3 separate regions of the Homo sapiens genome follow, and all the other regions are linked to region 2. Evidence: chromatin loops called from intact Hi-C (ENCODE). Cell type or tissue: GM12878. All regions are shown on one strand.

Region 1 (8,000 bases), 110 kb before region 2:
TATCCCTATAGCAGATCTTTCCATTATGATAAAACTCCTGCTGGTAGTCATCTGATGAAGAACTTTTCCCTGTGGCTATGATCCTACTGTGTCCCTACAGTACAGGCAACTCAACCCATGGTGGCTACTCACAAAGACTCACAGAACCTCCAGGACACTGTCAGTCCTAGCAAAACCTTACCCTGCTTTGTTCCCTTCCCACCCCCAATGGCCAGTTACTGGGTAATTGGGGTGGTGAAAAGCCCAGCGCGATTTCCTGTTGGCAGTGTGCTGATGCAGGAGAGGGTATAGCCCCTGGGCATGGTTTTGGAATACCCGGGTGTCCTCTGACCTTATCCTCTGTCCTAATGAAAAACTTCCTGGCGTCTAGTATTGCGGCTCTCACTGGGGTCATTCTGACTTAATTATTCTAAAATCAAAATAGATAATAGGCAGATAATGGAAGTTTTTTGGACTTTCTCCTTCCATTGTTTTAGCGAAGGAAGAAGACACACACAAATCCTCCATCCCACACTCAGTTCTATTTTGGCACCTGGTGACCGTCAGGAAAACCTGATAAACTTGAAAGTGTTGTTTCCCAATCACCTTCAGAACTGGAGAAACGCTTTCATGCTGACTTTATCCATGGGACTGAAGAAAGGGAGAGTGTGCTCACAAGCACAAACAGGAAAGCCTTACATCACGGAGTGGCGTGGGGAGGAGTCTGCTCCTCGCTTGCTCGCTCGCTCGCCGCGCTCCCTTTGTGGCCCGAGTCGCGCGCACCGGCGGCGGCGGGGGCAGCGCGGCGCGTGTCTGTGCGCTGCGGTCGCTCGGGACCGGGACCGGGGCGAGGCGCCGCGGGGCTGAGCCCAGCAGACATTGCGTTGGCCTCCGAGCAGGGCGCATCATGCAGCGTTCGCGCACCGGAGAGAAAACTGAGAATGAAATTGCTTTGGCAAGCTAAAATGGTAACGAGAGCTCTCTGCCTTCTCCCGAGGCTTCTCTGGTGGGGAATCTTCTCCCGCTTTCGCTGGGCGTGTTTTGGACTCCCTCGGAGTGAACGGAGCAATCCGATTCCATACTTGTGAGCTAAAGCTCTCTCACTCCGCTTTGTATTCCTCTCTCTCTGCGTGTCTTCTCCCTTTCAACCGTACCTACTTTCTCAGCAATTGCCTGTGGTGTGTCTGGGGCAGATGCATGTCAGGAGGGGAGAACTTTGAAGGAAAAAGAACTGTTAGTGTGGGTGAACCGCGGAGCGCTTCTGCGTCCCAGCGGCTCTTTAACACAAACCTCAGGTTTAGCTGGGGACATGGAAATCCAGGGGGTCGCTGCACAGATTTTAGTAGAAGCTGCCTGATGATGTGTTGCTTTTTCTGCACTTGCCAGATTATTTTACGGAAATAAAAACTTTCCACCCCCGCTAACTTTGTGGGCTCCAAAACAATGAGGAGAAAAGACAAGCAAACCACTTCACTTCCAAAGGAGTGAGGACTCTTGGCGTTTTAAACACTTGTTTGTGTCTGAGTTTAAAATCTGGTTTCTTCAATGACCGAGCCACTCTAAAAAGTACAGACTTATTCTTTTCTTTTTTTCTTTTTCTTTTTCTTTTCTTTTCTTTTTTTTTTTTTTTTTTTTTTTTTTTTTTTTTTTTTTTTACAAAGAATTATTTTTCCTTTCACTTAAGGGGGACAAGTTAATCAGGACTAATCTAGTTTCTTTGTAAAGAAAAAGAAAGACTTCAAAACAAAACTATTTAAGATATGTGAGCAAGTCTAGGAGAAATAACTAAATGGAAAAGTCAGGGGATCCTGATACCACAGGAAGGGACTGCAAGCCAAGAAAATCTCAGCATTCCCTCTATCAAAATGTGTCTTGTATTGCGGATTGTAATATTTATTTTGAACAGCCCATCTTGTGCCCTGAGTGCTGTTGTAAGCAGCAAGGCAGCTGGGATAGATTGTGGTTAGCAGAGAGGAAAAAAATACTCTTTTTCTTTCTCTTTATCCCGTCCCTGGCAGAGCTCGATTCAGGACTGGGGTGAAGAGGTAGAGGAAGGAGCTGTTTACCATGTCACCCTCAAAAGAGTCCAGATTCAACAGGCTGCCAATAAAGGAGCAAGATGGCTAGGGGTGAGTAAAGCTGGCGAGATGGTGAACTTTGGAATTTCAGTGTCTGTCGTTCTGTGAATATCATTATTATTTAACAGAGGCAGGCTTTTTTTTTTTTCCTCTTTTCGCTTTAAAAAGGAAAATGCTAATGACCAAGTGTTTGCACTAGCTGAACAGGTCTCTTTTTGTATTTAATGTTTTCAAAAGCATCTTCCCTAGGTTTGTCAATAATTCAGAACCTCTTAGAAACATCTTGAGGTCTTTGGCAAATAGATTGGGGGTGGAGTGGCAGAAAATGACACACAGAATACAGGCCCAGAGAGCAGCACTCTCTTAGACAAGAGCCATAAGCAGCTTTGCCCAGAAGCCACCCTTGTCTCTCTCTGCCCTCCCCCAATTGATGCTGTCAGCGTCTGCCTTGCTCCTATATCTCTAGGAGGTACCCAGATTGCTCAGGAGACAGAGCATTCCAAGTCTGCATCCTTTGAGGGGTGGTAGATTTCCTATTGTGATCTCTTTTCTATATCTTGGGAGGAGGCAAATGGATGCTTAGTACCCACTACTTTGTGTGTAGAGTGGTGGGCCTTTGGAAAAATGCTGCTTCTGTAAACAGGACTCTTTTCCACTGAGATTGTAAAATATTGGGTGAGGTCATGCAAGTTTGTAGGTATCACCTAGTAGATCCTTCAACACATCCCAAATAAAGCGAATATGAGAAATGGAAAGCTCAGCGACAGGATCACTACTTGGGCAAATGTCAAACATGTGGAAGAATGAAGGGATTCTTGATCTGGAAGGAGAAGTAGTTCTCAGACCAGGCGGTGAGAGGCGACCCAAAAAGCCTTGAGAAAGAAAATAATGGTTGGCTGAATAGAGGGGGTGGAGTGTGATTTCACCTGGCTGGCCTTATTTTAGCCGATGGGCTTCAGAGTGTTGAAGATTTATGCACTTGCATCCCATCTTTAGCGGCTTGGAGTCTCTGAAAATTCAGAATATTTTGAGCAGCATTCAAAGGTGGAGTGTGAAGGAGGATAGGACACAAAATTGCACAGGGCCTCCTGTTAAGAGTAGTGGTAACGTGTGACTTGTAACTCCAGGGAGTTTAAGGCAGGATGGTGGCCCATGGCCGGCAGCAATCACTTCCTCTGCCATGAGTCTGCTGACACAGGCATTCATTGCTTTGGGCTTCCCCAGCTGCTTCAGCTCAGGCCTTTCCTGCTACTGTACTTTGGGCCAAGGTATCACCCATGAGGGCCAGAAATTGTTAATGACATCTGCAGGTGTGGTCTGGAAAGATAGGAGCTTTCCAGTGAGAACTAGAGGTCTTCACTTACCAAGTACCTACCTTACTCAGAATATGATTTTAAAATTAATTATGTATATCACTAGCAGACCTGATAGGGAAAGCAGAACTAGAGTTCTGACAAGTCATCACTTTGTTTTTGGTGGTTGTGTGTATGTATTTTATTTAAATGTGGCGTCCATGTGGTTTGGCCTCTAGCTATTTCAGAATGATTCACAACTTCTGAACCAGTTGTCTTCAAAAGGGTCATTACATTTTTTTGGTATCAGGTTATTCCTCTCTTTCTAATGAGACTGACTTTGCTTGGGTGACTGTTTTAGTTTTCAGCCATATACAACATTAGTTATGAGTAAGTCATTGGAAATGGAGGGGTTCACTCTGTAGGCCCCACATCTACAAACTGTCATGTATTTAGATGCTCAGAGTTATTTAGTAATCCCCACTGACTGTTCTCTTCACTAGACTTCACTTCTTTTCTTCTCTCTCCCTTCTCTCAGTGTTCTCAAATTTATACAGAGTTCAGAGTTAATTCACCCTGGATTCAACAGTAGATATGAAATACTGAGAAGGAGGATAATGTGAAAAGATTGGCTCTAGTTGATGGAGGAATCTGTCCCCCTCGCCCCCATTTCAACAAAGTGTGATTTACTGCTACCAGCCTACTCCTTTATTGCAAGTTCCTAGGGGCTCTCCAGCTCTAATCTACGTGTTTTCTTGTCTTAGGTGTCCTGTTGGGAAGTTCTGTTTTTGTCCTTGAAAATTCCAGACTTAATTAAATGTGACTCAACCCATTGAGCCATAGCAATTACAAACCTTTCTCTTTAGAACTGAGTGGCTTCCCCATGTTTGTTTTCCTGTATTCCAGTACCCTTTCAAAATTCTTCAAAGTAACTAGTTTCAGAGTTACTAGAGAGTGGGGTCAGGTGAGGAAATTATTGCAATATGACAACAACCTTCTGAGGAAGGTGGTGTTGTGATGATCTCTCTCTCTCTCTTTTTTTTTTTTTTAACATGAGGAGACTAATGCCCAGAGAGGTTAAATTGTTTGCCAGGGTCACACAGCTATGAAGTGGTAAACACCAGATTCAAATCCAGATGGTTGGCTCTTTGTTGTGAAGAATTTCCTGGGACCTTAAGGCTGTTTCCATAGTAGTAGAAAAGAACATTGGCTCAAAAGACTGAGGATGCTTTGGGTGTGCTTTTCCCTAATGTTGCAAGACTGGAGAGATGTAACTTTCTTTTCTTCATGTCTAGAATGATAACTTGAGCTGCAAATTGAGATATTTGTTGCGAAGCTATGATCTCACTGATAAACTCCCCATTTTGGAGGTTTAAAGCAGGGTGCATTGAAGATATGAAGATACGTATGAGGTTATGTAGCATGTGAGGATAGGCATAGCTTTGTTACGTGTCTGTAATGCTTATTCCAGATGCCTAAAAGATGGAACATAATTTTTGTATTTTCTAGTATTCAGATCTCAAAACATAATTAAGATTCAATTTTGGGGAGGAGAGCAAAATAATTACATATCCTCAGATGTGAAGTATTATACAGTCCAAAACATTTAGGTCATTCTTTTTTATTTTGTCTGTTAAATTCTGTGTTCAGTTGATCTTTTAAAGTAAAACTCTGTGTTTGGAAAACTACAACCAAGTATGTCCCAGGCCCAGTTTACTTGTACGTGCAGCTGCATCCTTGCCCATTGACGGTGAGATTATATTGGCAACTTTGAAAAACCAAATATTATTGAAATACTGACCCATTTTCCCTTTACAATAACATCTTTGGCTGGGATAATTTTACCCACCTATAATTCTCGAAGAAAAATGACTTCAATTATGTCACAAAATTTAAAAAATCTTAGGATTGGAAGAGACATTAAAGAGCAATTCCGAGCCTAGCACAGTGGCTCATTCTTGTAATCCCAGCACTTTGAGAGGCCAAGGCAGGCTAATTTGCTTGAGGCTGGGAGCTCAAGACCAGCCTGGGCAACATAGCAAGACCCTGTCTCTACTAAAAATAAAAATAAAATTAAAAAATTAGCTGAGTGTGGTGGTGTGTGCCTGTAGTCCCAGCTACTTGGGAGGCTGAGGTGGGAGGATCGCGTGAGCCAGGGTGGTCAAGGCTGTAGCGAGCCATGATTGCACCACTGCACTCTAGCCTGAGTGAGAGAGTGAGACTCTGTCTCTTAAAAAAAGAAGTAATTTCACCCAGACATTCACTTATCTTGTGATTTTTGGAAGAGCAAAGTGTCAAAACTTGTTATTTGTCTTTGGTCCCAGTGTTGTGGTTGTATATGGACAGTGAATAATATAGAAAAGAGTTAAGAAAATATCAGTATCCTCTGGAAGCAGGAAGTGTAACATTTCAGGATGAATACTCAAAGGGACAGAGGAAAAGAATTCAACTGTTTGGGAAGGGCTTTGGTGTCAGAAGTTCATGCTGTTGTCTTCAGAATATGACAGACTCAGGGTCCAAAAAACATGTCAGCCTAAGATAAGTTCCAAGTGAGGATATTTTTTTTACAAGCAAGATTGTGAGTGCTAGGTCACTTCTGCAAAATTTGTGGGCAGTGGAATGATCAGTGGTTAGTCACGTGGCTCTTCTTAGTCCTGTACTTCTGTGGTCATGCAGTCCTTGTGGTGGGGCACTGAGGCCTTTCTGCCCTGTGTCCAGTGTTTGTCACACCGTTTCCCACATAGGCTCTTGATAAATGTTTGTGGGACTGAGTTGAAATGCAAGATAGATGGGAGTCTGGTAAAGAGAGGGAAATAGAATGGAGAAAGTTGAATATATGTAGAAATAAAAGAACCTAGAAACATTAGGTCATAGAACGTGGCATTTGGGCAAATTGTGGCCAATCATGGGTTATGTGGGGACTGTGGTAAGATAACCATTTGTCACATCTGGATTGAGAAGTTGACTCTCACTTGGATGTTCTATTTAGATTGACTCTACCTGGCATTTTCATGGTGTTGCTATCCATGTTGCCTTCAAATGGCATACAGTTCCTGGAGTTTTCAGCTAATTTCACTTCTGGGAGCCTTCTCTAATCCCCCAGCTCTGGATGAGGCGTCCCTTCTGTGTGCTCCAGAGGCATTCTGCGTCTCACTGTTGTGCATTTACCTCACTCTGTTGTAATTGCCTGTTTACTTGTTTGTTATCTTCCATTAGACTGTAAGCTTGCAACCATGGCCATCTAGTTGGCAGAAACTCAATACATGTTTGTTGAATGAATAGGTCATGCCTCATCCTTCTTTGGGGGACTAATATTGTTTTTATAAGTATGAATGCATAGTTGGTTCTCATTTAAAACAAAGTCTACATGAAGATGTTCACTTACAAAGAAGAAGAAAGGGGCATGGGAGCAAGAAAAATCAATTAGGTAATGATTATAGCTGTCTTACACCCATTCGAGAACAAAGCAGGGCACAAAGGTATCAATTATTCATTTTAACGAACATTCCCCAGTGCCTTTTAAAACCAAGAGGTCCAGTTGTACTTCTCTTGCTGCTGAATGTTGAAGAAAAAAAAGGCAATGCATGAGTTAAAAAGCATTGGCTAGCATTACAATTATGTGTGGTTGGAAAGTGCAGGAGTGGGATTTTAGAATTGTAAGGAGATAAGCCCTAGAGGAGCCTTTAGTTTATAGTTGGTCATCCTTGTTTTCATCTAGGAAAACAGGCCCTTGGGTTGCATTATATGTGTCTATTGGAATGTTTAATTTAGGCTTTAGAAAGTAGATTTCAGAATTTAGCAGCTATGTGTAAATGAACCAACTGGTATTTTTAATTTTGACCTTAGAAACACGTTTTTAAAATTATTAATCCACTGATAGGGTAGCCTCTACCAATCAAGAAAATTTAGTAAATTTAAATTGCCTGAGATATTATTACACTGGATCCTTTTGGTGCTAGTGCTTTCAAATTCTGTTGGGATCTGTGTTAGGAATATGTGACATGTAATCAAGAATATCCATTTCAATTCACCAATCCAGGGAATACTCAGCTGAGTTCAAAATACATGTCAACTCCCAGCAAATACATAATGGCATAAATATAAGAGGCACATTAATTCCTTATACTTAAAAGTGTATATTCTGTTAAAACAATTTTATGAACATATTTTATTCTTATTTCTGTGAAATCATAAAGAAAAAGCCTCTTGGAGTTTTACTCTTAGAAAGAAAATGAGAGAAATAAGGTAAATACTGTGCCTTTCCACTTTAGAGCTTAGCTGGAATTTGTCACTGCCCAATTCCACTCCCTTTAGTTTCCTTTGCCCATGGTATATGTGTCTCTTTAAGCTTCCCCCTTCTAAATAATCAGAATTTTTTGACTGTCTTACGTATTTTATGTTAAGATATGCAAAAATGCACTACATAGTAAAACATTCTAATTTGTACCATCATATTCTTTTTACATAAAAAATTAGTTTCTATAAACAGAGCAAGAAAAGTTTTGGTTAAGTGGGGGAAGATAAGAAATGTTACTTCATTCCACCAGAGAAGCTCAGCTCTGTGTCTGGGTTGCCAATGGGTGTGGCTATCTCAAGACGTAGAGTTGATTTGGAGTTCTTTGGAGATTTTGGCAGTTTCTGGGTCATTTGC
Region 2 (8,000 bases):
CCATTGACCTAGAAAGACTTCAGATTAGTACTGAATAATCTATGTGTTCTTTGAAGTTGGAAATACTCTTTTGGGACAAGATGTTTACTACTATTTGTTAGAAACTTTATAGCGAATGTCCTCCTAAAATAATAATGACAGAACACACAAGACTGAAAAAACATCAAGGGCTTAATCAACACAAAATATTTGCCTAATCATGGATTCCAGATTTGTAACAGCCCAAATGCTTGGCATTCTGTTTTTTTCCAGACTGTTTCTAGGGTCTGACATGATCACCAGTCCCACTCCCACCAAAGAGCAGCCCAAGTCCACTGCCAGCGGGAGCTCTGGTGAAAGCATGGACTCTGTCAGCGTGTCATCCTGCGAGTCGAACCACTCAGAGGCTGAGGAGGGCTCCATTACTCCCATGGACACCCCTGATGAGCCTCAAAAAAAGGTATATACTCAACCCTTCTCATAATTCCTAATGCAGGCACCTACATGCTCTTTGCCACACCACAGCAAGGAATGTCTGTTTTTAAGTGGATCACTCTATAGTATTTTGAAAGTCATGTTTTGAACAGGCATCAAAAGAAGAGTTCAATTTGGGGACATACTACTAATAGAAACAGGTGTAAAAGCACTAAGCAGTTTCGTTTATTCATTTGGCCTTTGAAATATTGTTCTATACCCACCTCTTAAGGCACTGGAGTTATTTAGGGGAAGTAGGACTTCTTAGAAAGAGCAAAAAGTCAGAGATGGAGATGTGTCAGGTTCTTGGTGCCATGTTTTGTCTTAGCCAAGCATTTATCACAATAATGTTGCATTGCATGCCACTCCAAAAGTCAGTGACTTAAAACAACCACTATTTATCTCTCTTATGTATCTGCTGGTTGGCTGATCTAGGTTGGGCTTGACACTAGGCCACAGATTTGGTCCAGGTCTGTTCCACTTGCCTCTCATTATTGTTGGAGTAACGGGCTACCCAGGGCATGCCCTTAGCATGCTAAGACGGACAAGCAAGAGGGCAAGCCCACTCGCAAGCATATGTCAAGCCTTTACTTGAGTCGTATCAACCAACATTCTATTGGCTAAAGTAATCATGTGGCCACATTCCACATAAGTAAATGAAGCAGAGAAATAGGCTCCAGTTTTAGTGGGAGGAACTCTGAAATCACAGTGCAAAGGGCACAGCTGCAGGGGAAGATGAGGGATTGGTAACAAGGATACATTCTCCCATGTTGGAAAAAAGGAAACTGATGAGAGGTGATAAAAGAATTTCCGTCGAGTTTCTATTTTCTGTGACTGCATAAATAAAAATTTAAAAACCAAAATATCTTAATCTTAAGATCTTAATTAAGACCAGTCTTCTTTTTTTTTTTTTTTTTTTTTTTTTTTTGAGATGAAGTCTCACTACTCTGTTGCCCAGGCTGGAATGCAGTGGTACGATCTTGGCTCACTACAACCTCTGTCTTCTGGGTTCAGGGGATTCTCCTGCCTCAGCCTCCCGAGTAGCTGGGATTACAGGCATGTGCCACCATGCCCGCATAATTTTTGTATTTTTAGTAGAGATGGAGTTTCACCATGTTGGCCAGGTTGGTCTCACACCCCTGACCTCAGGTGATCCACCCACTTCGGCCTCCCAAAGTGCTGGGATGAGCCACCGCACCCCACCAATATCAGTGTTAATCTTCTGTACACATCTGCTTCAATCTGTTGGTTGAAGGGTTTGGATCAGAAAGTCAACTATGACATAACTAGAATTTGCACCATTTGGGGAAGGTTTCTGGCTAACCAAGCTTACTCAATAGTGACTTCTGGCTCCTTAGCTTATGGTTAGGTCAGTAAGGTAGAATGTTGGCAATGGTTTCATCCCTTGGTTTATATCTGCTGCTCTTCAAGGGGACATGTGTGTTGCTTCACATGGTGTTAAAACAACAGTGGTAATCCTGGAACCCTCAAGTGACTTTGTCATAATGTAGCCAATCCAGGAAAAGCATCATATTCAGGATTCATCAAACTGAGATGACTAATTTGCTGCTCTAGTTGGATTTCTTAGCTTTCTGCTTTGAAATCCAGGGGATACAATCATTCATGCTCTAAATATTGAAAGAAAGCCTTCGTGGACACCTACGGACTGGCCATGCTCTCAAAAGGCATTTTTCCTCAACCCGGGATGTAGTCATTCTTCGTGACTTGACATACAAATTAGCTTTGTCAAAATCTGGAATGCAGTCTCATCATTCACTTTTTCACAGCCTCTGAGGTTTTATAGGCTCCATTTCTGATGGTAGACATTGTAGGAAAGTAATAACTGAGGTATTGCCCACATTATTGTGGGATTTCTCCCTGTCTCTCCAGGAAGGAGATGGAATCACAGTCACACCTTGTGGCATAGTGGAAATGTACATTGGTCCAAATGGTACCTTTTAAAACTATGCAGAAGCCCAGTGTGCTTTCTCCTGCACATCCCTTGCTTCATCTTTTTTGTCTCATCCCTCATCAGACTGGCTTTTTAAATTCTTGCAGAAGTCATGGCTCTTTATTCTTTGGATGAACCTTTCTCAGAGTCATACATTTCTTAAACATCAGTGATTCACTTGGATGCAAGTAGCTCCTGGACTGCACAATCCCTGCATATTAGCTAGAAAGGCTCGTGATTCTCCTGCTTGGCACATAGCTGGACTGAGCTGACCTCCACACTTCCTTCCTGACCTGAGAGCCTGTGACAGCCGCCTTCTCCAAAAGTCCTCCAGACTGTCATTCTTCCTTTTCCACAGGCTGCACTGTGAGGTTGCTCTTAAGGGTGAAGTGTAATTTATTTGCATTCCTTTCTTCATTCCCCGATCATGATTTCTAAATATTGATTTTTGCACTTGCTCCTCACTTCTTAAATTCTCAATAGGAATTTGGGGGCTCATCAGGCAGTCTGTTTAGAGCTGCTATAACCCAGGCATATTCTAGGCTTTATCTTAACTATAAATGTCACTAGAATCATAGAAAAATCTAACAAAGGAAATAGAGTTTGGATAGAGGAACATGAAGGCGAAAAAATTGAATGAATAATTGGAAAATGCACCCCCTTAACTAATATATCTGCAAAGAAACTTATGCTATTAACTTATCTATCATCAGTTAGTCCTCAAATTGAGCCACTAAGTTGATTCATTTGGGAACATAAGGAAGAAAAAAACCCAAAAACCAAAACAAAAACTAAACCATATTATGATAGAGCCACAATCAGACCCCTACCCATGAGAATTGTCACATCAGCTGGCTGGCTGTAAACTAACTGTGCAATAGAACTGAATGTATAATTATGCCACAGGAGGAAATCTACAGGAAATAAGATAATAGACTCCATTTTAATCAGAAGCCTGATAACCAGAAAGCTCAACTTCTATACTGTTTCCATGGAAAGGCAGATAAATATGAAAGAAATGTTATTTATTTTATAAATGACTTCCAGAATATTTTATAGGATTAACATGGTATAATTTAGCTTAAGTCATTCCGGGAAATTCTTTATAATTTTCTACAATAATAATGGGTATTTTAAATGGTTCAATTTAATGATTTTTAAAAGTACCTCTTCCAATAACTTCTTTCTTTGGTTATTGGTATTGCATGGATGAGAAATGTGTAGTTAATCAGAAAAGCATATTAACTGTAGTACTCCATTTCTTAATTGTCCTTGATACACATCATGAAAATGTATACAGTTGGCTCTACTAGCAAATGTGGAAAGTGGTGAAGCTGCTTAAAGGCTGTATTTCCCTTGAGCAAGTCACTTTTATATTCTGAATCTTATTCTCCTCGTCTTTATAATGCTCTGCATTTTGTTCACAAGACAGTTGTGGAATTAAAATGGGATAAGATAATATGAAAGTTCATGATAAGCCTCACAGTACTAAACATACCGAGGTAGCAGCATACTATGTTGATTCATCTTATTGTCATCAGCCACAGGCTGAGCCTTGGCCATGTGCTTGCTCTGGGAACTCGACAGTGGGAATCAGGGAGCTTGGGTTCCTGTTCTAGGGGTGCTGTCAACTAGCTGTGTGGACCTGGAGCCCCAGTTTTCTCCCTGGGTCTCAGGTTCCTCAGCAGAACAGGTATGGGACTAGTTGATGTCCAAGGCCTTTCTAGCACTAATATTCAATGCAGAGCCGTATAATCTGGGGTACTTCTCTTAGAAACTTCTAAAAATACAGAACTTTCTCTCTCACTACGAAATCTGACTGCAGTAGGACTGAATCAACTGCGTTGGCAAGGCTTTCCTCCAGCCCCGTAAGCTTCTGACTTCTTTGGGAACCCATATTGCCTCCAGTTTCTGGTGTCTGCTGCCACCTGCTGGTTAACTTCTATAAGAACAGCTAAAACCTAGGGAAATAGAACTGCTTTGCCTCACGTGCTTATAGAGTGATTAGGTCACACTGAGTCACCGATAGGCATCTACCACTGATGGGGACTCAGAGTACTTACACCAGGGATGAGACACATGTGTGCTGTGGGCTGTTGTGGAGGAAATAACTGCAGTCTATCAGTCTTGATATCTACCTCTGCTTTGAAAATTGCAAAGCTGTTGGCCAGCGTTCTAATCTGTTTTCTTCTGGGGTGTGTTTACTCTTCCAGCTCTCTGAGTCCTCCTCATCCTGTTCTTCTATCCATTCCATGGACACAAATTCCTCAGGGATGTCTTCCTTAATCAACCCCCTCTCCTCCCCTCCGTCCTGCAACAACAACCCCAAAATCCACAAGCGCTCTGTCTCGGTGACGTCCATTACCTCGACTGTGCTGCCTCCTGTTTACAACCAACAGAATGAAGACACCTGCATAATCCGCATCAGTGTGGAAGACAATAACGGCAACATGTACAAGAGCATCATGGTGAGGAGCAAGCCCTGACCCAGGAGCGGGTTTCCATTTAGATTGTGTGTCTGTGTCTGTCGGCCGCTCAGACTAATAGCCCTAAATATGCACACTCAATATTAGCATATACATATATGCATTCACACAGAAGGGATGTGTGTCAGTTCCAGGTCTCCCTGGGCATAGATGCTGAATGATATATGTATATAAAATATATATACATATATATGCACACACATGGTGTATATAGGATATAATTTTCACATCTTAAAGAAATGCTAAAACTTATTCGTTTAGGTCAGTATTAGCCATTTGAAAATTCTCAATTTGGGTGACAGTGTAAATGTGCTCCAGGGAGGATGACACAACCTCACACATTTTTGGAAGCCTTCCTATGGAATTATATGTCTGGTTTTATCATTGAATTTCCACACATTCTTAGCAGTGTACTCCCCTGATGGCAGATTTTTGTCATTTAGTCATTTGGATCAAACCTAGTTAATAAAGTGGATGATCAAGCTAGAAATACAGTTTGGGTTAATGAGGAACGATGCCTATAAAATGAGACTGACCTTTTTGAGCTTCTTGTAAAATCTGTGTGTTTCTGAGGACAATTGCAAAGATATTTTTAATAATGGCAGTCTTTTGGGAATACACACAGAGCCTCTCATGGCGATAACCTTGGGTATGTGAGGTCTGGTAGGTTTATCACAAGAATATAAACTCCTTAGTTTATGGGAGATAATCATGTATTGGAAATCACTTTATCCTTTGCAGCAAAATCCCACAGCTAATTCCACATCTCTCCTCATCTTTATCACTCGCCTCTTTGAAGGCACACTCAGTGCTTACAAGCTCAGGTCTGAATATGGCATAAGTGGTATGGAGGCTCCACATAAAAGCTTTGCTAAAGCATTTATTGAGTCAACAAAATATCAAACATTTATTGCGTTCTAGTCATTAGATCAGGCTTTGGGGATAGGGAGATGAGTGAGACATTTCTGCCTTTGAGGAACTTTTAATTAGAAAGGGAGCCCACAAAGCATTATTCACAATGTGCAAAATAATAGAGCCAAGATCAGGTGGTAAAGGGCCTTGTGGCCCACACAGAGGAGTGTGTTAATCCCGCAGGCAATAGGGTCTTGTTGAAGGCTTTTAAGTAGTGATGGGATTTGCTCATTAAGAAAGTCATGGCACTGTGTTTGCTGGAGTGTCGGGGTAGACTGGAGGCGGGGAAGCAAGTTAGGAAGCTGCTATCATGTTCCATGTAGGAGAGGATAAGGGCTTGAATGACGGTCATGTGGCTGGAGATGGTGAGGATTTTTGAAAGCTTTTGATGAGGTAGAATTGTAGAATCCATTCATTTAGTTACCAACTTTTTGGTTACTGTTGTGGAGGACTAGAGGCTGTCTGGGTAGTTGGTGGGTCTGTGAGATATGAACTACCAGAGGAGGATATTCAGGGACATTTAAATCAGAGGTACCAGTATGACATCAGATGGCATTGTCTGATAGATGGTCAGAAACATGGGCTGGTGCAAGGCTGGTGCTGAGATCAAATACTGGGAGTTGTCAAACCCCACAGGGGGGACGTGGTCTCGCGAGACTGAGTGTAGGATGAGGCAGAATGCAAGTGGTAATGAGGGAGGGGCTAATAAAGGAGCACCCGAGAGGTAGAGGAAACACAGGGAAGCCAAGGTCCTCCATGTGGTTACTGCCTGCTCAGCATGGTCTGTTCACCTGGCACCTCTTACCTGCACCAATCAGAGAGAATGTCCACTGCATAACTCTACAGTGTCTCTGAATTATAGCATGGATTTGTACACCAAACAGTTATGTTTTGGGACATGCCTGGTCAGCGTGCACTCTGCTCAGTCTGGGGGGAACTGTGAGTGGTTGGACTGCACAAACCTCTACTGCCCAGGAGGAGTCACAGGTTGTGCATGCTGTCTGAGTGTTGGGAGGGTAGTGAGCAGAAGATCCCCTGCCCCCTGCTCTGAGATTCCTCCTTCCCCAGCAAATGGGCTGCCTCTGTGAGAATCACCTCTCCTGCCAACCCCTTCCTGTGGCCCTTTATATTGCACCAGGTGGTGGCACTCACCTTTCATGAAAATCCTGCCAGCGCATGTCACAGGCTTATTCTGGAGAGACGACACACTGCTCTCGTGCTCTCATTCTAATCGTTAGGCCTCTCAGGAGAAACCTTGCTCACAGGACGTACCTTTCTGAAATGTATTATGCTGTGTGCTGTTGACCAGAAGATGGAAATAAATCAGTCCAGGTTCAGGCGAGACTAGCAGTTCTCAAACTTTTTGTTCTCAGGACCCCTTTATACTCTGAAACAGCATTGAATATTCCAAAGAGCTCCAGACTATGTGGGTTGTATCTGTTGATATTTACCACATTAGATATTTAAACTGAGAAACTTTCAAAATGTTGATTAATTCATTTAAAATAACAATAATGAACACATTGCATGTTAATGTAAATTTTATTTTTTAATGAAAAATATCTATTTTTTTCCAAAAATTATTGAGTGAGAAGTGTGGCATTGTTTTCCATTTCTGAAAGTCTGTTAAAATGTGAGTGAGACTGGCTTTGTTTTGTTTTGTTTTTGTTTTTACTGTGAGTACAGGGTACTGAAGAATACAGTGACAGCTAGTAGATTTGTAGTTAGAAACCACTGGACCGATTTGTGCTGTTGTGCCAGCAATTCCATCCACCATAGCTTCTGCAATACCTATGCAAATGTCAACACAAAGAAAAGACAAACAGCATCTTAGTATTATCATGAAAATAATTTTGATCTCATGGATCCCCTCACAGATTTCAGGGACCCCACGGGCCATAGATTGCACACTGAGAACTGGTGGCCTAGAGAACTTGCTTTGCAAGAGCAACTAATGTCCCTGGAATCCAAGGCCCTTCCATAGAAGAAGAGACAGCAATTAGCCCTTGTAAAATTACCTCCTCAGTGACCATGGAAAAATGTCTTCTACCACTGAACCCATCACTCTTTCGAAATGATCTTTCTCTCCATTGTGTCAATCACAGAGTCAGTCTCCCAAGATCCCTTACACAGGGAATGCAGTATTTCTGTCACAGGAAAGTCAATGAGGGCGACACCAAAGCATCGTTCAGTACCGC
Region 3 (8,000 bases), 310 kb before region 2:
AATGAGCAGGACCTGCCCGACACCTTCTCCGCTACAACCTCTTTTTCTACTGTCACTGCCCATTGTCATGGTGGCTCCCCAAAGGTGAGCCTGAGTCCATATTTGCAAGCTTTGCCCTGAAGACAATTATATATCTGATTGCTGTGGCTGCAGAGGCTTAGAATCCTTCAGGGGCAGGAGAGGTCCTGGCAGTAACAGTTATTCTCTATAAGTTCTTATGTGCCAAGAAAGCTCTGAAGTGCTTGATATGCATCATTTCATTTGTTCCTTACCCAAATCCATTGATAGTAAAAGAAGCTAATTCTTAGGTTAAGTATTAATCACTTGTTTAAGGTTACAGACCTCATAAATGATGAGGATTAAACCCAGGTTTGTCTGACTCTAAAGCCAATCTGTGCTCTGTAGAGAAGAGGGAAAGAGAAATTGCCACCTCCCCAGCATTTCATTGAATCTAAATACATTTTATTTTTTTCTTTCCTGGAATCCAAAGCATGTCAAAGACATTTCAGCCATAAACCTGGTTATTTTTTCCTATTAAGAACAAACATGATGGGCCAGGCACAGTGAGTGGCTGACCCGTGTAATCCCAGCACTTTGGGAGGCCAAGGCAGGCAGATCACTTGGGCTCAGGAGTTCAAGACCAGCCTGGGCAACATGATGAAACCCCGTCTTTACAAAAAAATACAAAAATTAGCCGGATGCAATGGCATGTGCCTGTAGTTACAGCTACTCAGGGGGCTGTGGCAGGAGGATCACCTGAGCCTTGGGAAGTTGAGGCTGCAGTGAGCCGTGGTGATCCTGCCACTGTACTCCACCCTGGGCGACAGAGACCTTGTCTTGAAAAGCAAACAAGCAAACAAACAATAAAAGCAGAGATGCTATTCTGCCTAGGGCAGGGAATGACTTGGCCCTTAGAAGTGTTCTAAAATTCTGATCCATGACCTGATAGACCCAAACCCTTCTACTGACACAAGTACAAAAGCTGTCATTTCTTGAGGGTAGCAGGGACTAAGGCCAGAACTTGGCAACTGGGGAAGAGGTTGGGAGCAGGAGAAGTCAGCATGAGAGCCTGCTAGGGCACATTGTATCTTGAGGGACTTCATACTTGAATTCACAGCCTTGCCTCCTAACATTTAAAAGTTTAAATAAACTAGAAATGTTTCCTTACCATGGGGACCAAAACAAGTTTCTGTAAAGGTAAATACATGTAAAAATAAATACAAAATAGCCATGGATATGAAAGCATGGTTAAGGAAAGCATGGATATGAAAGCCATGAAAGCATGGATAAGGAGGGACTCCTTTTAAAAATGTCCAAGACATTTGGAATTTGGAGTTCCTGGCATGGTGCTGTGTTTTTCCTGTTTGAGCTGTGGTGCTGGCCTCCTAAGAGCTCACCCCATTGCCTCAGCCTCAAAGGTGCTGGCTGAAGGGAGCTGGGCCTGTAGCTCCATCCATGCTGTCAGTGAGCTCCCTGGACCTAACTGCCTTTTCAAATCCCATAGGGCCACCTGCACGTTCCCAGATTTCTTCCCTGGCTTGGGCTGGGACATCTTGACAGAAAGGTAGGCAGCGGGGGGCAGGTGTGCCTAGCACTTTGGGAGGCTGTAATCTCAGCACTTTGGGAGGCTGAGGCAGGAGGATCACTTCAGCCCAGGAGTTCGAGACCAGCCTGAGCAACAAAATGAGACCCTGTCTCTACAAATAAAAAATTAAAAAAATTAGCCCAGTGTGGTGGCACACACCTGTAGTCTCAGTTACTTGGGAGGCTGAGGTAGGAGGATCTTGTAAGCCAGGGAGGTTGACGTTGCAGTGAGCCATGATTGTGGCACTACACTCCAGCCTGGGCTACAGAGTGAGACCCTGTCTAAAACAAACAAATAAAAGACAAAAGAAAATCTAGGCAGAGGATCTGATTGTCCTGCTCTTTAATAGTAGGACTGGAGTTTGGTGCCTTCTAGCTTTCCCGAGATTATTTGTGAAACTACAAATAAAGTCCTGCTAATGTAATTTGCCAAAGCCACATAGAGACACTCAACTACTTAGATTTTCTCTGCCTGAGGAAGAAGCAGATGAATCTTGGCACCCTGGGACTTTCATTTTAACTCTCTGGAAAAAATCTGTGTCATCTGCTGATGTTCCCACTGAGCTGTTTTCAGATTCTAGGTTCTAGAGCAAACTGGGTACCAGCTGGACACCCAGACACACAGTGGGGTTGGCCTACCGGGCCTGAGGAAGAGCACCGCACAGTTCACAAACAGGAAATGTCCTTTTGCAGAGGACTTTGGTTTTTTTTCAAGATAGAGTTCTGAGGAAGAAAAAAATGTGTTTAGTTGACCATGAAGTAGCTTTAAATATCAGATACTACCTACTCAATTCAGGTAACTAATTAACAAATTGGCTCTTTGTTATATCTTTAGGCCAAATGGTCATGCTTTTAAGTTTAGCAATTCAAGGTCTAGCAATTCCTTCATTTTGTTTATGCAAAATTCAAAATGCTGTATCTGTGAATTAATTATTAATATTAATATCTTCTAAACTACATTGTGATCATTTTCTCATCAGTCCTTATTCTCACTGTTGTTTTAACTAAGAAAAGGAAAAGGAGAACTGAAATCTAGGGTTGATGGCAAACTTAGTTAAGTCTTCAAATCATTACAAAGCACCAATTCACATTTGGCAGTGGTCTCTTGAGCAAAGACTAGGATGTGATCCTTGCCCTGAAAAATCTTATATGTAATTCAGGATTATATAGAAGGGCTTGGGTAAAACCTTCAGGGAACAGTGCTAGGCCAAATGAAAATACAGTAGTTGGCTGGGCACGGTGGCTCATGCGTGTAATCTTAGCACTTTGGGAGGCTGAGGCAGGTAGATCACCTGAAGTCAGGAGTTCGAGACCAGCCTGGCCAACATGGTGAAACTCTGTCTCTACTAAAAATACAAAAATTAGCCAGGCTGGTGGTGGGCATCTGTAATCCCAGCTACTTGGGAGGCTGAGGCAGGAGAATTGCTTGAGCCTGGGAGGCAGAGGTTGCAGTGAGCTGAGATCAGGCCACTGCACTCCAGCCTGAGAAACAGAGTGAGACTCTTTCTCAAACAAACAAACAAAAAAAGAAAATACAGTAGTCCCCCCTTATCTGCAGTGGATGCATTCCAAGACCCCCAGTGGATCCCTGAAACCTCAGATAGTACCAAGCCCTATATACACTATGTTTTTTGCTGTATAGTAATGAGTAGGGAGCATATACAGTGTGGATACACTGGACAAAGGGATGATTCACATCCTAGGCAGGGTAGATCCTGATTGTATGAGATTTCATCATGTTACTCAGAATGATGTGCATTTAAAACTATGAATTACTAATTTCTGGAATTTTCCATGGAATATTTTGGGACTGCAGTTGACCAGGGGTAACTGAAACCTCAGGTAAAGGAAACATCAGAAAGTGAAAGCATGGATAAGGAGGGACTCCTATAAGCTCTATGTGGTATGGGCTGGATACCATTTCCAGAAGATGTCACTGCCTTGTGCTTAATTTCCTAGGACTTTGAACACATATATTCAAATGAATTCTGCCTTGTTCCAGAATTAAAGTGTTCCAGAAGATTGGCTGTTCTGATGTGCCACTTCAGTGAACCAAAAGGATGTCTGTTTCTTTTTTCTTTTTTCTTTGGCTATCTTTCAGCCCCTTGGCCTTCAGTAAGATTTTCTGTGCCTTTTATAATGTGTGAAACTAAAGCACCTGTCTAGACCTCAGATGGCTCTTTGGGGTCCAGTTTGCTGCATCTCAAGCCAGCATTTGATTGGTTGTCATTATCGCTGTTGCTTTAGAAGTTATTTCCCAAGCATTTAATCATTCAAGTTGAGGTTTCTGTACTTCTGCTGATTACTCCATGCTTCCGTCCACCCAGCACCCATTTGGGGAGGTAAAATCATAGACTCTTAGGTTCATTTGCTCTTCCTGAACTTGGAGGGAAAACACCTGTTACTTTTGGCCAATTGATCCCCCAATTCAGGTCTCAGAACTAAACCACCCACATCCAGGGTGAAAAAGAGGAGACTTTCTGCTTCTGGGGGAGGCCAAGGATAGGCTAGGGTGTGAGGAGGGCAGAGGAGAAAGGACCCAGGCACGGGTGGTGAGTCCAGGCTTGAGAATTCATAGTGTCTCTTTTGCATGAATCTTATTCATAGTCTCTCTTTTTGCATGCTCCATAGCAGGCCACCAGGCGGCACTTGTGAAATGATAAATGGAGCTCTCTCATCCTCATCCAGTTTCTGGGTGTCTCCTGAGTCACATTCAGAACAGGGAAGTAAAAAGGGCTGTGAAATGAGCCTTAGTGTCATGTGGTTCTTTTTCTCTAATTGGGTCTGGCAGGCCCGGGCACAGGGGCCTGGGAAACATATCTTTTTGGCAAGGGTAGAGGGGAAATCTAGTGCCCTCTATTTTCCCATTCGGTATCTAAGCTGACATTCCGGATGAAAATCTCCAGAGGGCTGGAGCTGAACCATAATTATCCTTTTTTTTTTCTTTTTAAAACTGTACCAGTTAGTATACATGTGATTTCTAGACTTAGAAAACATGTCTTCACGATAAGAGGGATGCAGAACAAAAGCAAAAAACATCCACTTCAGAAAATTGCACTTCTGTGGCAAATATGCATATTCCCACTAATACAAATACTAAAAACAAAAGTCTGTATTTTTTCCAAACTCTCTATTTTTAGTTCTGTTTCTTCTGGCAGAAAATATAATCTCATTCAGTTCCAGGCATTCTTAGGCACTTCACGTTTAAACCTACTCAAGTTTCCCTACTCTGAAATCCCCAAACTTTTCTCAGGGGTCTGTCATATCTCCCTTTGAAGCTAGCTATTTCTGGGAGAGGTGGGCTTCCAGCATCCCTCCTCTGGACTCCAGCATCCCTGTCCAGGGTATAACTTTTGTTTCTCCCCCAGCTGGTCTCTCTCCCTTCTTAATCTTCTGGGGGGTGGAGGGGAGGGCAGGAGCAGGGTGTGGCTGGAAGAGGAAAGGCTGGTGGAGAGTGGAGACTGGTCAGCAAACACTCTTCATCCTGTCTTTCACTGGGACTTGTGGACCATTGCCAACTATTTGTCATTTCTTTTCTCTGGCTCCACCGTGGCTATTCTGTAGGACAAATGGCAGCCTCTTGCTTCTCCACAGGAATGGGGGCAGGTGGAGGAAGTCACAAAATAAAAGGGAGGGTGGGTGGGGGACTCATCCATGAATACTTCACAGTATCACGTCGCAAATTTTGTTTGTGCTGAGATGCTCTCCTGTCTCCTGTTACTCCATCCCTGGAACTGTTCACTATCGACAATGAATGCACCATTGCTGAGCAAAGGGCTCAGGGCCAACACCAGGGGCTTCACTTGGGACAGGCTGGAGCTCAGGGCAGAAGTTCCACAGGTCTTTTGTTCTCTCAGCATCCTGAAGAGAGATGTGTTTGGGGTTGAGCCAGGCAGGATACACTGAGGTCCTTAGTCCAGCAACCTGTGCAAAACTGGCACTGCCTTTGTTGAACCTTGAGATGAGTGCAGCTTCCAGCCCCACCTCTTAATTGTAGCCTGGGGGACACCCTCAGCCAGAGGACCCAGCTTAGCTGTGCTCAAAGTCCCAACCCCCAGCAACTGTGGATAATAAATAAATACATGTTGTTTTAAGCCTCTAAGTTTGATGGTAATTTTTAATGTAGCAGTAGATAAGTGATAGAGTAGGAAAACTAAATTGACCTTCTAGTCATTCGAATGGGGCAGAAACATGTTGTTGGGGGCAATAACATGTAAATTAACTATATCTGTATGGAAGATCACCTCTTATGACCTTCACTGTCTAGGATTTCTGAATTTGGAAACTAAGCCTTCTAGGGAGGGTAGAGAAGCCTCCAAGGAATGGTGCCCTGCCTCTTTTGTATACATATTTTCAACGAGAGGTCTTAATAATCATTGTTGTTCTAAGCTACTATGTTGTAGAGTAATTTGTTATGTAGCAATTGGTAGCAAATACATTCTTTGTCCGTTTTATTGTTCAGCATTTAGGTATTCAACCAATATTTTCTGCATACCTGCTATCTACTGGGCAACTAGACATAGTTACCTTGTCTAGTAACAGACAAGTAATTTGTACTGGGTGCTAGACATGGGAGATCTGAGGTGAGCAGAAACAGACACACTGCCTGTCTGCATGGAGTGGGCCATGTAGTGGTGAGACAGATAATCAAATAATCATATTTGTAAAATACAAATAATAAACATAAATTACAATAATGCCAAGCACTACATGGGAAAAGGGCAATATCTAGTCAAGGCTATGAGGGGAGCTTTATTTATTTATTTATTATACACATTTTTTGAGACAGAGTCTTACTCTGTCACCAAGGCTAGAGTGCAGTGGCATGACCATGGCTCACTGCAGCCTCGATCTCCAGGGCTCAGGTGATCCTCCTGCCTCAGCCTCCCAATTAGCTGGGAGCATGGGTGTGCACTACCACATCTAGCTATTTTTTTTTTTTTTTTTGAGATGGGGTCGCCCTATGTTGCCCAGGCTGGTCTTGAACTCATGGGCTCAAGTGATCCTCCCGCCTCAGCCTCCCAAAGTGATGGGATTATAGGTATGAGCCACTGTGCCTGGTTGAGGAGGATCTAATTTAGATAGATGGGGTTAGGAACAGTTTCTCTGAGAAAGTGAACTGAATGAGGAGTTTGGTGAATGGGAAGGATAGGAGACGAGCATACCAGGCAGAGGAAGTAGCATGTGCAAAGGCCCTGTGCTAGAAGGAGCAGAGTGGCAGAGGGAAAGCCACTGTGACTAGGACTCAGAGATGAAGGATGGGCAGTGAGGCTGAAGACAGAGGTCAGGCCACACAAAATTGTGTGGCCATACTGAAGAGTTTGGATTTGATACTAAAAGCAATGGGAAGCCTTTAAAGCCTTTTAAGAAGTAGAAAAATATAATTTTGATTTTAAATTTTTTGATTAAAAATATCTTGCTGTGTAGAGAATTGGTTGAAGATCACCAGTCAGGAGACCAGTTATGCAGTTAACAGTAATCTTGATATTGTTATCATCAAATAGCATGTTTACAATTCCCAGGCATAGTTAGCCTTTTGCTTGGTATTCTTTAAAAAGAGTAATTTCTATAGACATAGTTTCTGGCCTCCCAGAGTCTACCCCCTAAAAAATAAAAACAAAATTTAAAAAATGGTAGGTTCAAATAGAATAACATGCAGACACATAAGATAGATGAAAATTTGAGAAATGAATCCAGGTAAAACCCAGATCAATCCATCAATTAGCACATAAAGGAAATATAACTTACTTGAAAACCTACTAGATAAGCCAGACATATGGCACGCCTTATTGATTTATGCCTCATAACAACTTCATGTTGTAGATGATATTATGTTTACTTTACAGACGAAGAAACAGGCTCAGAAAGGTTAAGTTACTGGACAGAGGCCACATAGCTTGCTGAATCTGTTTTTCCAAAGTAAAAACTCGTTTTTTATACCACATTGCCCATACTTCTTATAAGACTCTATTTGCAGTCCTTCTTGAAGTGAAAAAAGTCTTGTTAATAATCAGACACCTAAATTCTAGTTGATCACCATAACATGTATTTTTTCTAGGCAATATACTTCTCTAAGTTAACCTCATTAAAATGGGGCAATAATACCTATATTCATTTATTCACCAAAAGCTGCCTAATACTTCAATAAATATAAGGGACCCCAATTATGCACAAGGTTTCATAAAGTGACCAAAGATAAATAATCCATGGACCCTAACCTAGCACAACCTATGTATGAAACACACATTTATTATTTTGTGTAATAAGAATCTCATTTCTGAGACCTTTTGGTCCTTACACTCCATCTACAGAGTTACAGTGAAAGTCACTATATTAGTAAAATGTGATCCAGACTAGGTCTCAGTTGACTGATCTAGAGGTTGAGTCTAGACTCAAGCTGGATCAATCAGAAGCCT

Evidence for each region. Hi-C counts contacts between places; a loop is a spot of excess contacts. Peaks named below come from ENCODE experiments on the same cell type or tissue, not always from the same donor. Only the 100,000 strongest peaks of a DNase experiment are listed, where the experiment ranks them.
Region 1: a loop joins it to region 2, with 5 times the contacts of the local background. A loop is called at or near these places in 28 of 110 quality-filtered maps.
Region 3: it touches region 2 in a loop (9-fold over the local background); 5 of 110 quality-filtered maps call a loop at or near these places.

The regions. Positions count from the first base shown.
Region 1 is chr1:183,804,378-183,812,377 of GRCh38, forward strand. RGL1 (ral guanine nucleotide dissociation stimulator like 1) reads left to right here and starts at 743. Exons shown (of 18, transcript NM_001297671.3): 1 at 743-947; 2 at 1,998-2,108. The coding sequence starts at 921. RefSeq lists enhancers at 2,363-2,422, 3,166-3,215. In GM12878, no CTCF peak of the experiment used is centred here; DNase peaks (open chromatin) are centred at 1,143, 3,574 and 5,994; H3K4me3 peaks cover 6,994 bases; H3K27ac peaks cover 5,713 bases.
Region 2 is chr1:183,911,830-183,919,829 of GRCh38, forward strand. It overlaps RGL1 (ral guanine nucleotide dissociation stimulator like 1), which reads left to right. Exons shown (of 18, transcript NM_001297671.3): 15 at 253-439; 16 at 4,618-4,872. Among named protein-coding and RNA genes, the nearest start is that of RGL1, 110 kb to the left of the region's middle. RefSeq lists enhancers at 349-518, 4,216-4,405 and a silencer at 6,957-7,146. In GM12878, a CTCF peak has its summit at 4,331 (motif pointing left); DNase peaks (open chromatin) are centred at 662 and 4,322; H3K4me3 peaks cover 506 bases; H3K27ac peaks cover 2,621 bases.
Region 3 is chr1:183,605,203-183,613,202 of GRCh38, forward strand. No RefSeq gene overlaps it. Among named protein-coding and RNA genes, the nearest start is that of NCF2, 19 kb to the left of the region's middle. RefSeq lists enhancers at 4,031-4,180, 6,555-7,062. In GM12878, a CTCF peak has its summit at 4,225 (motif pointing right); DNase peaks (open chromatin) are centred at 2,198 and 4,265; H3K27ac peaks cover 3,861 bases.